2 separate regions of the Homo sapiens genome follow, and region 2 is linked to region 1. The links are chromatin contacts, found by Hi-C or POLR2A ChIA-PET in ENCODE. All regions are on one chromosome and are shown on one strand. Each heading gives the region's core, a stretch centred on a gene start or an enhancer-like site at or near the end of the contact. The rest is flanking DNA. Distances are from core to core; before and after follow the strand shown.

Region 1 (6,233 bases), core at 314-2,813:
GGAGAGGCTCTCTCCTCACCTCCGGCAGAAAAGGGATGTTCAGGTCGTTCACCCTCCTGATGTCAGAGCTGCACTTCAATGTAGCAGCTATTGGCCCTGTGTTGCTACTGGCTGCCTGGAATGCGCCTGGTCTGAACTGCGATGTGCTAGAAAGGTAAAATACGAGTTAGTTTCAAAGGTTTAGTTCCATATATATAGACACACTTCATTAATAATTACATATTTCTCACATATTAAAATGACAATATTTTCGATATATTGGGTTAAATTGTTACAATCAATTTCACCTGTTCTTTGTTTCTTTTTAAAAATAGAGCTAAACTCTTTTTAAAGTTTGGCTACAAATTAGCCGGGCATGGTGGCCAGCGCCTTTTATCTCAGCTACTTGGGAGGCTGAGGCAGGAGAATCGCTTGAACCCGGGAGGCAGAGGTTGCAGTGAGCAGAAATCGCGCCATTGCACTCCAGCCCAGGCAACAATGTGAGACTCCGTCTAAAAAAATAAAAATATAAAATAAAGTTTGGCTACTAGAAAATTTAAAATTTACATGTGGCTCACATTTTATGATTTTATTTTATTTATTTATTTTTTTTGAGACAGAGTTTCACTCTTGTTGTCCATACTGGAGTGCAGTGGCGTGATCTCGTCTCACTGCAACCTCCACCGCCCAGGATCAAGCGATTCTCCTGCCCCAGCCTCCCAAGTAGCTGGGATTACAGGCGCCTGCCACCATGCCCAGCTAATTTTTTTGTATTGTTTTAGAGACGGGGTTTCACCATGTTGGCCAGACTGATCTCGAACTCTGAACCTCAGATGATCCACCCTCTTCGGCCTCCCGAAGTACTGGGATTACAGGCGTGAGGTACAGCGCCCAACTTGTGGCTCACATTTTATTTCAGAGAATTGCCTCCTTTTTAAAATCTCAGGCTGCCTGCTCAAAGGACCAGAAGTCAGGAAGGTCACAAAATATAAAATTTTAGAACAGTTGGGCCGGGCGCAGTGGCTCATGCCTGTAATCCCAGCATTTTGGGAGGCCGAGGCGGGAGGATCACCTGAGGTCTGGAGTTTGAGACCAGCCTGACCAACATGGAGAAACCCCGTCTCTACTAAAAATACAAAAAAATTAGCCGGGCATGGTGGCGCATGCCTGTAATCTCAGCTACGCGGGAGGCTGAGGCAGGAGAATCGCTTGAACCCGCGAGGTGGAGGTTGCGATGAGCCAAGATCGCGCCATTGCACTCCAGCCTGGGCAACAAGAGTGAAACTCAATCTCAAAAAAAAAATTTTTTTTAGAACAATTGGGTTATTATATTCTTTTCATTTGTGAATAGCCATATAGCATATTATTTATAAGGGCATATGACCTTATACACAAGATTAAAGGCAAACACCCTCTCGGGTGGGCCTGGCTCAGCTCAGGGAGGAAGCCTTGCCTGAAAAGGCTGCAGCATAGGCTGTCACACTTCATTCAGCCCAGCATCTGATCACATCTTCCGTCCCTCAGGGCCTGAAGGGGCGGGTTTTAACATTATCCAATCAGGGACTCTGAGCTGGGGACAGTTCACTCAGACACGCAGCTGGACCGGACAGGGCGGCTTCCGGGTTTGGCGCGGCCTTTGTCTCTTGCTGCAGCCGGAGCTCCGGTCTCGTCTTCACTGCTGTTTGTCCTCTGCTCCTAGAGGCCCAGACTCTGTGGCTCTGTGACCTGCAGGTATTGGGAGATCCACAGCTAAGACTCCAGGACCCTCTGGAAGCCTAGAAATGGTGAGAGTGCCGTCCGACATCCCGAGAGAGGGGAAGGGCTGGTTGAAACCTGTGGGAAGTGGCTGTGGCGGGACTCAGGACTCCCCGCAGTCATCTCCACAATCTGCGCTCCGAGTTCTCCTTGCCTAGCTCGGCCTCAGTCCCCTTCAGCCATAAGATGGCGGCTGCGCCGACAGCCGGGCCCCCGGGCGTCCTGTCTCTTCCCTGCGCAGTGACTGTGCCCTGGCCTGCAGCCCTCTCTGGGCGGCTCTGCACCGGCAGCGCCGCGCCTCTCCCAGATTGTGCAGGGACCATGGGAGGGTGGTCAGGGGAGAATCCTGACTTGGGGTCGGGTTCATGAATGGGAAGAGCTTTGGTCTGTGGGGTTCCCGGTTCCTATTTTCTCCTATTAAAAATCTGTGGCAGTCATCGCAAAAAATATTAAAGAATTTAATCAAAGAGTGATTCAATAATTGTAGAGCACAAAAGTATGTTTTGTAGTTTGTGGTTCATGGGAGGAGCTTGAAGGAAAGACTTTTTATAAGGTGCATGATGAAGAAAACTATATTTAATAATCGGTTAGGTACATTTACGTAGCTGTTGCTGTTAAGTAGAAAGCCGGGGACTAGAGCCTCCTCAGTGTAATTGCCTGCCACTTAATTATTCTCACACTCCACAGGGGACTGATTTTCCCCTGCATTTTTCACATGCGTTCCAAGCGGGGTCTCAAGTGTACCTCCCAGCCCCATTCCTCCAGCCTAACTCTGGCCTGCAGTTAGATTTAAACTGCAAATAAACTAAAATACTAAATTTCTAGTTCCTTCTGACATTTCCAAATGCCAGCTTGCCTTTCCTAATTCACATTCTCAACTGTTTTTCCTTTAGTGTACATTTTTGATACTGTATTTTAGTTAATCATTTTTTGACAAAGCATTGGATGGCACTTAAAATTGTTTTCTGGTTGAAAATATTTCTCATGAGAAGAAAGCAAAAAATAATTCCCTGACACTGTATTTTATGAAATTTCTATGGCTTTTTTTTTTTTATCTTCCTCAGGCACAGAAATCTTATCAGAATGTTTGTTTTCAGGTGAAGGTTTTTCTTTGGAAACTTTACGGAGTGATGTGTCTTCAGCCACCCTTCAGTTTTTTCCTGGTCCTGGGTTTCAGTACTGTCTGGAGTAAACCAAGATACACATCATGACTTTTTCTGCTAGAGTGTCTAGTGAATATCAGCTCCTGGGTCATTTTTCTCCCTGAGGACAACCTGAGGTATGGAGTGTAGCTTCTCAAGGGAGCAGGTGGATGCCCTGGGGCTGAGAGGCATCTCCTGGCATACTCTTCCTTTGAAAAGCTAACCCCTTGAGACATTAAGATTGTCTTCACCCAACCCAGCTTCCATTTCTTGGAGACACAGTGCTGGTCAGCCAATCAGATGCTGGTATTGAGGGGAAAACACAGAAATAATTTCTGCCCCCTGAATTCTCTAAATTTTGTGGAAAAAAAAAAGTATCCCAAAAGACAAAGAAAAACCTGACCCAAGTGAGATGGTGCAAGAACTTACAAAGTAAAATGCACCTGGGGCATAGTGTAATGTCTCCTGAGAGGGTGGTTATTGAGCACTTAAGGTGAGCAGAATGGGGTGGGTGAATATCAGTCAGACACATCTGTTTTCTTTCTTTTCTTTTTTTTTTTTTTTGAGGTGGAGTTTCACTCTTGTTGCCCAGGCTGGAGTGCAATGGCACGATCTCGGGTCACCGCAACCTCCGCCTCCCAGGTTCAAGCGATTCTCCTGCCTCAGCCACCCGAGTAGCTGGGATTACAGGCATGTGCCACCACACCCAGCTAATGTTTTTGTATTTTTAGTAGAGATGGGGTTTCTCCATGTTGGTCAGGCTGGTCTCAAACTCCAGACCTCAGGTGATCCGCCCGCCTCGGCCTCCCAAAGTGCTGGGAATACAGGCGTGAGCCACCGCGCCCGGTCTAGACACATCTGTTTTCTAATTAGCACTACCACTCCCTGGGTTTGTCACCTTGAAAAGATTTGTTCACTTATGTTGACTTCCATTATTTAACTGTAAATTGCATTTTATTAATAGGACTTGGAAGGTAAGAAAATATTAACAGAGGGCATAAAAGAGGTGGATTTCAGAAAAAATTAATATTAATCATGTATTTTATTTGTGAGAAATTCTCATTTAAGTTTTCCTTTCTTAGAGTAAGTTTAGGAATTTTCTCAGATGTATTTTTTGTGAATATATATATAATCAAATATATATGTATTTATATTTATATTTAATATGGACTCTTGCTCTTGTTGCCCAGGCTGGAGTGCAATGGCACAATCTTGGCTCACTGCAACCTCTGCCTCCCGGGTTCAAGCAATTCTTCTGCCTCAGCCTCCCGGGTAGCTAGAATTACAGGTGGGCGTGCCACCATGCCCAGCTAATTTTTGTATTTTTTGTAGAGAACGGGGTTTCTCCATGTTGGCCAGGCTGGTCTCAAATTCCTGATCTCAAGTGATCCACCCGCCATGGCCTCCCAAAGTGTTGGGATTATAGGCATGAGCCACCGCGCCCAGCCTATTTTATGAGATTTTGGTGCACCCATCACCAGAGCATTATACACTGCACCAAATTTGTAGTCTTTTATCCCTCGTCCCCCTTCCACTCTTCCCCTCAAATCCCCAAAGTCCATTGTATCATTCTTATGCCTTTGCATCCTTATAGCTTAGCTCCCACATAACAGAACATACCATGTTTGGTTTTCAACTCCTGAGATACTTTGCTTAGAATAATAGTCTCTAGTCTCATCCAGGTTACTGCAAATGCTGTTAATTCATTTTTTATGGCTGTGTAGTATTCCATTGTATATATATACCACAGTTTCTTTATCCATTCATTGATTGATGAGGATTTGGGTTGGTTCCATGATTTTGCTATTGTGAAATGTGCCACTATGAACATGCGTGTGCAAGTATATTTTTCGAATAATGACTTCTTTTCCTCTGGGTAGATACCCAATTGTGGGATTGCTGGATCAAATGGTAATCCTACTTTTAGTTCTTTAAGGAATCTCCACAGTGTTTTCCATAGTGGCTTTTCTAGTTTACATTCCCACCAGCAATGTAGAAGTGTTCCCTGTTCACCACGTCCATGCCAACATCTACTGTTTCTTGATTTTTTGATCATGGCCATTCTTGCAGGAGTAAGGTGGTATCGCATTGTGGTTTTGATTTGCATTTCCCTGATCATTAGTGATGTTGAGGATTTTTTCATATGTTTGTTGGCCATTTGTATACCTTCTTTTGAGAATTGTTTATTCATATCCTTAGTCCACTTTTTGATGGGATTGTTTGTTTTGTACTGATTTGTTTGGGTTTGTTGTAGACTCTAGATATTAGTCCTTTGTCAGACGTATAGATTGTGAAGATTTTTTCTCACTCTATGTGTTGTCTGTTTACTCTGCTGACTGTTCTTTTTGCCGTGTAAAAACTATTTAATTTAATTAGGTCCCTGATATTTATCTTTGTTTTTATTGCATTTGCTTTTGAGTTCTTGGTCATGAAATCCTTGCCTAATCTAATGTCTAGAAGGGTTTTTCCAATGTTATGTTTTATAATTTTTATAGTTTCCGATCTTAGGTTTAAGTCCTTAATCCATCTTGAGTTGATTTTTGTATAAGATGAGAGATGAGGATCCAGTTTCATTCTCCTACATATGGCTAGCCAATTATCCCAGTACCATTTGTAGAAAAGGGTGTCCTTTCCCCACTTTATGTTTTTGTTTGCTTTGCTGAAGATCAGTTGGCTGTAAGTATTTGGGTTTATTTCTGGGTTCTCTATTCTGTTCCATTGGTCTATGTGCCTATTTTTAAACCAGTAACATGCTGTTTTGGTGACTATGGCCTTATAGTGTAGTTTGAAATCAGGTAATGTTATGCCTCCAGATTTGTTCTTTTTGCTTAGCCTTGTTTTGGCTACGCAGGCTCTTTTTTGTTCCACATGAATTTTAGAATTTTTTTTAATTCTGTGAAGAATTATGGTGGTATTTTGATAAGGATTGCACTGAATTTGTAGATTGCTTTTGGCAGTATGGTCATTTTCACAATATTGATTCTACTTATCCATGAGCGTGGGATTTGTTTCCATTTGTTTGTGCCATCTATGATTTCTTTCATCAGTGTCAGGTGTATTTTTTATGGCTTGGTAATTTCCAATAAAATTTCAAGGCTGTTTAAGAATGCTACCAAGAAAAAGAATAGGGGAAATGTCTTTCCCATTTTGGCTGTAGAAAATGAGTACATTTTCACAAGAAAATGTGGTAGATAATTGCTGAGTTACATAGATTCATGAAAGCATCAGCTCCTCTTTTTGCAGGGTAAATTTGTGACAGTGAATATCTCTGTTCAAATCCTGTTATCTTGATTTCCTAGTTTTAAGCTAAATTTTATTTGAAACTTGGTACCTCCTAGACATGTTTCCATATGACTA
Region 2 (5,575 bases), core at 2,313-4,812, 280 kb before region 1:
ACCTCTAGTGCCTTCCCTGTCTGGGTGAGGAAGGCCTTGACTTATCCTGAAAAGGTGCAAATGAACACCAACATGTACTGATAGCCCTCCCTCTCAGGGCAATTAGGTGAAGTCTATAAGCAGTTTTTCACAGGGCACGGCTCCCTGGCTCCTGTTTCCTGAACTCCCAGGGGCGGAGTAGGCCCTCCTTGTCATGGATTGTTCTGAGTGCAAGTTAAACACTGTTTGTTTACAAATGGCTTGAGTAATAGCAGTGAGCCATGGTGCATAGAAATGATGCCTTAATAATGTCTTTAGTGCTGTTTTTTTTTTTTTATGTGAGTTCTTTGGTGGAATTGTTTTACAAATCTGGAGGTCACCATTTCTGGTATGGCTAGCCTCCCACTGGAGAATTTTTACCATCTTCCTTTAGTGTAGTTCTTATTTTTCTGGGCAAAACAAGCCCTTTCACTTGGAGCATAGCTTGGGATCTCCGGGAGGGGAATCTCTGGGAAGAGAAGCATAGCTAAGACTTCCTCTTTAGAAGGTGGAGTTGTCATTGCAGCCTGCTTTGCCTCTTTGTCTGCTTTTTTATTTTTATTTTTTTAGCCTTTAGTGTTCTTCCTTTTTTGGTTCCCCTTGCAGTGCATCACTGCCACCTCTTTTGGGTCCTATACAGCATTTAAGAGCTGTAGAATTTCTTCCTTGTACTTTATTTCTTTACTTTCAGCAGTTAAAAGTCTTTTTTCTTTGTAAATCACCTCATGAACATGCAAAGTGGCAGAAGCATATTTGGAATCTGTGTAAATATTTGTCTTTTGGTCTTTTGCTAGCCAGAGAGCTCTTGTCAGAGATATTAGCTCTGCTTTCTAAGCAGAAGTTTCTGTAGGCAGAGACTGCACCTCTACTACTGAGTCCAAAGTCACCACTGCATACCCAGCTCGGCAGACTCCCTTTAGTGATTTTAGTGAAAATCACTGATTTTCAGCAGCCTCAGGGTTAAATGGAGTGCACAATCAAAATGCCTTACAAAGTCTTTCATAAAACTTTAGTATGAAACTGCTTCCATCAGTAAAATATTTAATGTCCAGTTTCCCTGAGGGGCTATCAAATCTCTCTGGCTTGAGAAAACTTCATCTATCATGTTGACACAGAAATGAAAGGGGTCTCCTGGCACTGACTTGATGAGGAGCAATGTAGCCAGGTTTAGGCTATTCACAGTCTCTAAAGTCAGTTTATTAGCTTCTTGCACCAGTAGGGCAGTGGCAGCTAGTGCTTTAATAGCTTTAAAACAAAGAGGCCATCCAAGTGCCACAAAGTCTAATTGCCTGGATAAGTATGTCACTGGGTGATGCCATAAACTTATGGCTTGAGTTAGAACCCTTATGGCCTCCCTTTCACTTGTGGACATACAAGAAGATAGGCTTAGTTAGTTTATCCGGCAGTCCTAAAGCTGGGGCCTGAGTCAAGCTTTTTTGATTTCTTTAAACCCCTTCTCCTGGGAGCGTCTCTGCCCGGCCGCCATCCCATCTAGGAAGTGAGGAGCGTCTCTGCCCGGCCCCCCATCGTCTGAGATGTGGGGAGCGCCTCTGCCCCGCCGCCCCGTCTGGGAGGTGAGGAGCGTCTCTGCCCGGCCGCCCCGTCTGAGAAGTGAGGAGCCCCTCCGCCCGGCAGCCGCCCCGTCTGAGAGGTGAGGAGCCCCTCCGCCTGGCAGCCGCCCGGTCTGGGAAGTGAGGAGCGTCTCCGCCCGGCAGCCACCCCATCCGGGAGGGAGGTAGGGGTCAGCCCCCCGCCCGGCCAGCCGCCCCATCTGGGAGGGAGGTGGGGGGTCAGCCCCCGCCCGGCCAGCCGCCCCGTCTGGTAGGTGGGGGGTGCCTCTGCCCGGCCGCCTCTACTGGGAAGTGAGGAGCCCCTCTGCCCGGCCACCACCCCGTCTGGGAGGTGTACCCAACAGCTCATTGAGAACGGGCCATGATGACAATGGCGGTTTTGTGGAATAGAAAAGGGGGAAAGGTGGGGAAAAGATTGAGAAATCGGATGGTTGCTGTGTCTGTGTAGAAAGTAGTAGACATGGGAGACTTTTCATTTTGTTCTGTACTAAGAAAAATTCTTCTGCCTTGGGATGCTGTTGATCTATGACCTTACCCCTAACCCTGTGCTCTCTGAAACATGTGCTGTGTCCACTCAGGGTTAAATGGATTAAGGGTGGTGCAAGATGTGCTTTGTTAAACAGATGCTTGAAGGCAGCATGCTCGTTAAGAGTCATCACCACTCCCTAATCTCAAGTACCCAGGGACACAAACACTGCGGAAGGCCGCAGGGTCCTCTGCCTAGGAAAACCAGAGACCTTTGTTCACTTGTTTATCTGCTGGCCTTCCCTCCACTATTGTCCTATGACCCTGCCAAATCCCCCTCTGCGAGAAACACCCAAGAATGATCAATTTAAAAAAAAAAAAAAAAAAAAGATAAGCTCCATGGCATCTGCCATGAAAGGCTCTGGCATCTGCCACGAAAGGCTCTACCCACATCAAAGGTGTTCCTTGCAAGACCACTGGACTGCCTGGCCCAGACCAGGAGATTCTTTTTGTCTCTGTTGCTCTTCATGGACTGGTTCATTAACCTTTTTTTCCCATTTCTTTTCTCTTGATGTTAAATGTTATTTTGTTTGTTGTAGATGTTTAACCCATAACATTTATATATTGATTAGGTGTACTATTATGTATAATTTGCAATATAGAGTGACTTGTGGAGTGGCTTCAAAAAAAAATAAATAAATAAAAGCCTTCTCCTGGTTGGCCTCCTAGAGGAGAGGCTCTTTCTTTCCTCCTCTTTGTGGCTTTGTATAATGGCTTAGCCATGAGCAAGAAATTTGGGATCTAAATGTGGCAGAACCTTGCTGCCCTTAGGAACTCTCTTATTTGACACCAGGTTGTTGGAGTAGGAAGTACACAAACAGCCTGCTTTTGTTTACTACTAAGCCATCTTTCCTCTTGGTTTATATAAAAGCTTAAATACTGGACACTTTTAGAGCAGATTTGAGCTGTTTTCTGATACTTTATATCCTGCCTTTCACAGCAGGTGCAGGGGGTCTTGGGTTTTTCCTGGGTGCAGTAGCCCTTGGCCGGTGGTTTTTTTTTTTCATACCATGGCCTTGACAATTCTCCTTATTCTTTTTATGTTTTTGAGATGGAGTCTTGCTCTGTCACCCAGGCTGGAGTGCAGTGGCGCGATAGCTCACTGCAAGCTCCGCCTCCAGGGTTCACGCCTTTCTTCTGCCTCAGCCTCCCGAGTAGCTGGGACTACAGGTGCCTGCCACCATGCCCGGCTTTTTTTTTTTTTTTTTTTTTTTTTTTTTGTATTTTTAGTAGAGACAGGGTTTCACCGTGTTAGCCAGGATGGTCTCGACCTCCTGACGTCGTGATCCACCTGCCTCGGCCTCCCAAAGTGCTGGGATTACAAGCGTCAGCCACCATGCCCGGCCCATTCTCCTTATTCTTTTGACGTGTATCCTTCTAGTGTCCTTTCCTTTTGCACCGTGCACATAAATCTCTCTCTAGCCTTGGCCAGCTTTCAAACTCCTGTCCGGACTAGCCTTTTCCGTGACTGTGTTCACGCCTGCGTCCATGCCTCTTTGCAAAGCCAGCTTCTCTTCCCACAAGGGCTGCTGCTAGTAAATTAGCCTTTCTTAAGCCTCTGATCAGCTTTCTTCTTTGCCTCCTGATCTCGTTAATGTACACCCTGGTAGCCACTTTAATAAGCTGAGTAGCATTCATGCCTACAGAGCTTCTAACTTCTGCAATTTATGCCTGATATCTCCTTGGGTCTGCCTTACAAATGCCGTATTCACCTTGCACTGATTTTCAGCAGCCTCAGGGTTAAATGGAGTGTGCAACCAAAATGCCTTACAAAGTCTTTCATAAAACTGGCTGGTGCTTTTATCTGCACCCTGGAGCACCTCTGAGATGTTTTATATTGGTTGCCTTTTTCTTTTACCATCCTTTAGCCTTTGCAGAAGTGCTTCTCGGCACTTTTGTGGGTGCTGAAGGTGGACTGCATCATCTGCATCCTGGTGGGGGTCCTCTTGTCCTTTTTAGAGGCAGAAGCATAACTTGGGCATGGCTCGACCTGAGATGGCCTGCCTGACTTTTCCAGCCTTTCGCTTTAACTTCCCAGAGCTCTGATTTCTCTTTCTCGGGTGAGACTGGGAGCCTGTATCTCTTTGAACTTAACTCCTTAGGGGCAGTTAGCCTTGGTAAAGGGGGGTAGATTGGAATGTAGGGAGGAGGGGTCTCTATTCCCTCCTGTGGTTCTTGCAAAACTGGTTTTCTTTTTCCTAAGACTTTTCTTTTGTCTCCATAGCTGCCAGGGTGGCTGATTTTTACTTTCACTTTTGGCTTTCACTTTTTGCTTTTGGTGCTATAAGCCTCTGTGACTTTCCCTTTAACTCTGTAGCTGCCAGTGCAGCTGGTTTCTCTTGGCATGAGCTGTGAGCGTTCTACAATAAACTGCTAAGCAGGGCTGCATTCATTTAGCCATGAGTCAATATAAAGACTAGGTCTGAATGTCCTGGCTGTCCTCTGATCCTAGTCACCACCTTAAAACACATGGCCAATTTCTCTATAGTGCCTTCGGCCAGCCATCCAACACTAAAACAGGGCTATTCTAATTCACAGTATGTCTTTAACTTTTGAACATCCAGTTTCATCCCATAATCACCTCTAAATCCTTTTTTAAAAAAATTCTTTATCGTGCACTCCAAAGGAGTTGGTTTCAATGCTTTCCCTCTCATTTCCTCCCTTGCAGTGCACTCTCACTCTCATTTTCACCCTCAGGTTCACCAGACTGGGTCCTATTACAGGAGTTTTGGATGCTGCTTAGCCAGGAATGTGCCTTCCCCTGTCACAGCCTGCTGCAGCTGCAAAGCTGATCCTATCAGCCGTATGCAACATCCTAGGTTTGATTTTGCCTACACTCGCCTCAGAGCACACAGCCTGCACTAAGGGATCTGTGCCTCCCCACATCAGTCCCCATGTTGGCCTCTCCTGAGACCATCTCTTTCACACACTTTCACACACCTCCCCTGCCCCAGGACTCCTCACTGGATGAAATGAACCTCTCTTGTGTCCTGGGTGAGCCTAGTTAGGCTCCCACATTCACACACATAAACCCATCACTCCTACCCCAGGACTCCTCATCGGATGAAATGAGCCTCTCTCATGTCCCAGGTAGGTTCACATGCACCCACACACCCCCAGTTCCTGTCTCCAGATTCTGTGAACCATTTTCACTTTGTTAGTGGGGACACGAGGTTCAATCAAATTGGCAGGCCACTCCTGCTGCCCCCAGCCACTCTGGGTTGGATTAATGGTCAGTCCCCTTCATCCCTATGGGACGGGCTTTCCTGCCTTGGGCCACTACTCCTTATCGTGGTTCCTGAAGTGCTGGTATTGTCCTGCATCTCTGTCCCCAGTTCTGTTGCACTGCTGGGCAGGGCACCAGGACATGGGGAGAGCTGGTCTCCATCCAGGTGAAACCCCCTCATGGTGCGTCTTGGATGCTGGGTCTCCCCCATCCCCGGGGCCCTAGACACACTGGC

The links. A loop is a pair of places that touch in the nucleus more often than their neighbours do. ChIA-PET counts read pairs that join two places held with the same protein, here RNA polymerase II (POLR2A). Pooled maps may share reads with other maps.
Region 2: a loop to region 1 is called in a pooled map, with 2.8 times the contacts of the local background. The contact joins the enhancer-like site here to the promoter of ZNF708 in region 1. A Hi-C loop is called at or near these places in 1 of 168 maps with a recorded cell type or tissue (CD14-positive monocyte) and 4 of 50 pooled maps. POLR2A ChIA-PET finds 5 or more read pairs at or near these places in 3 of 52 experiments (CD4-positive, alpha-beta memory T cell, MCF 10A and activated T-cell).

The regions. Positions count from the first base shown.
Region 1 is chr19:21,324,740-21,330,972 of GRCh38, reverse strand. ZNF708 (zinc finger protein 708) reads left to right here and starts at 1,563. Exons shown (of 4, transcript NM_021269.3): 1 at 1,563-1,763. The coding sequence starts at 1,761. RefSeq lists a silencer at 1,250-1,471 and enhancers at 718-1,706, 1,591-1,770, 1,811-2,010, 3,099-3,620.
Region 2 is chr19:21,603,383-21,608,957 of GRCh38, reverse strand. All of the region lies in intron 3 of LOC105372323 (a long non-coding RNA gene), which reads right to left. Among named protein-coding and RNA genes, the nearest start is that of ZNF429, 100 kb to the right of the region's middle. Within about 2 kb of position 3,562, at least 11 of the 41 ENCODE cell types and tissues checked have a DNase peak (open chromatin) inside an H3K27ac peak, as active enhancers do.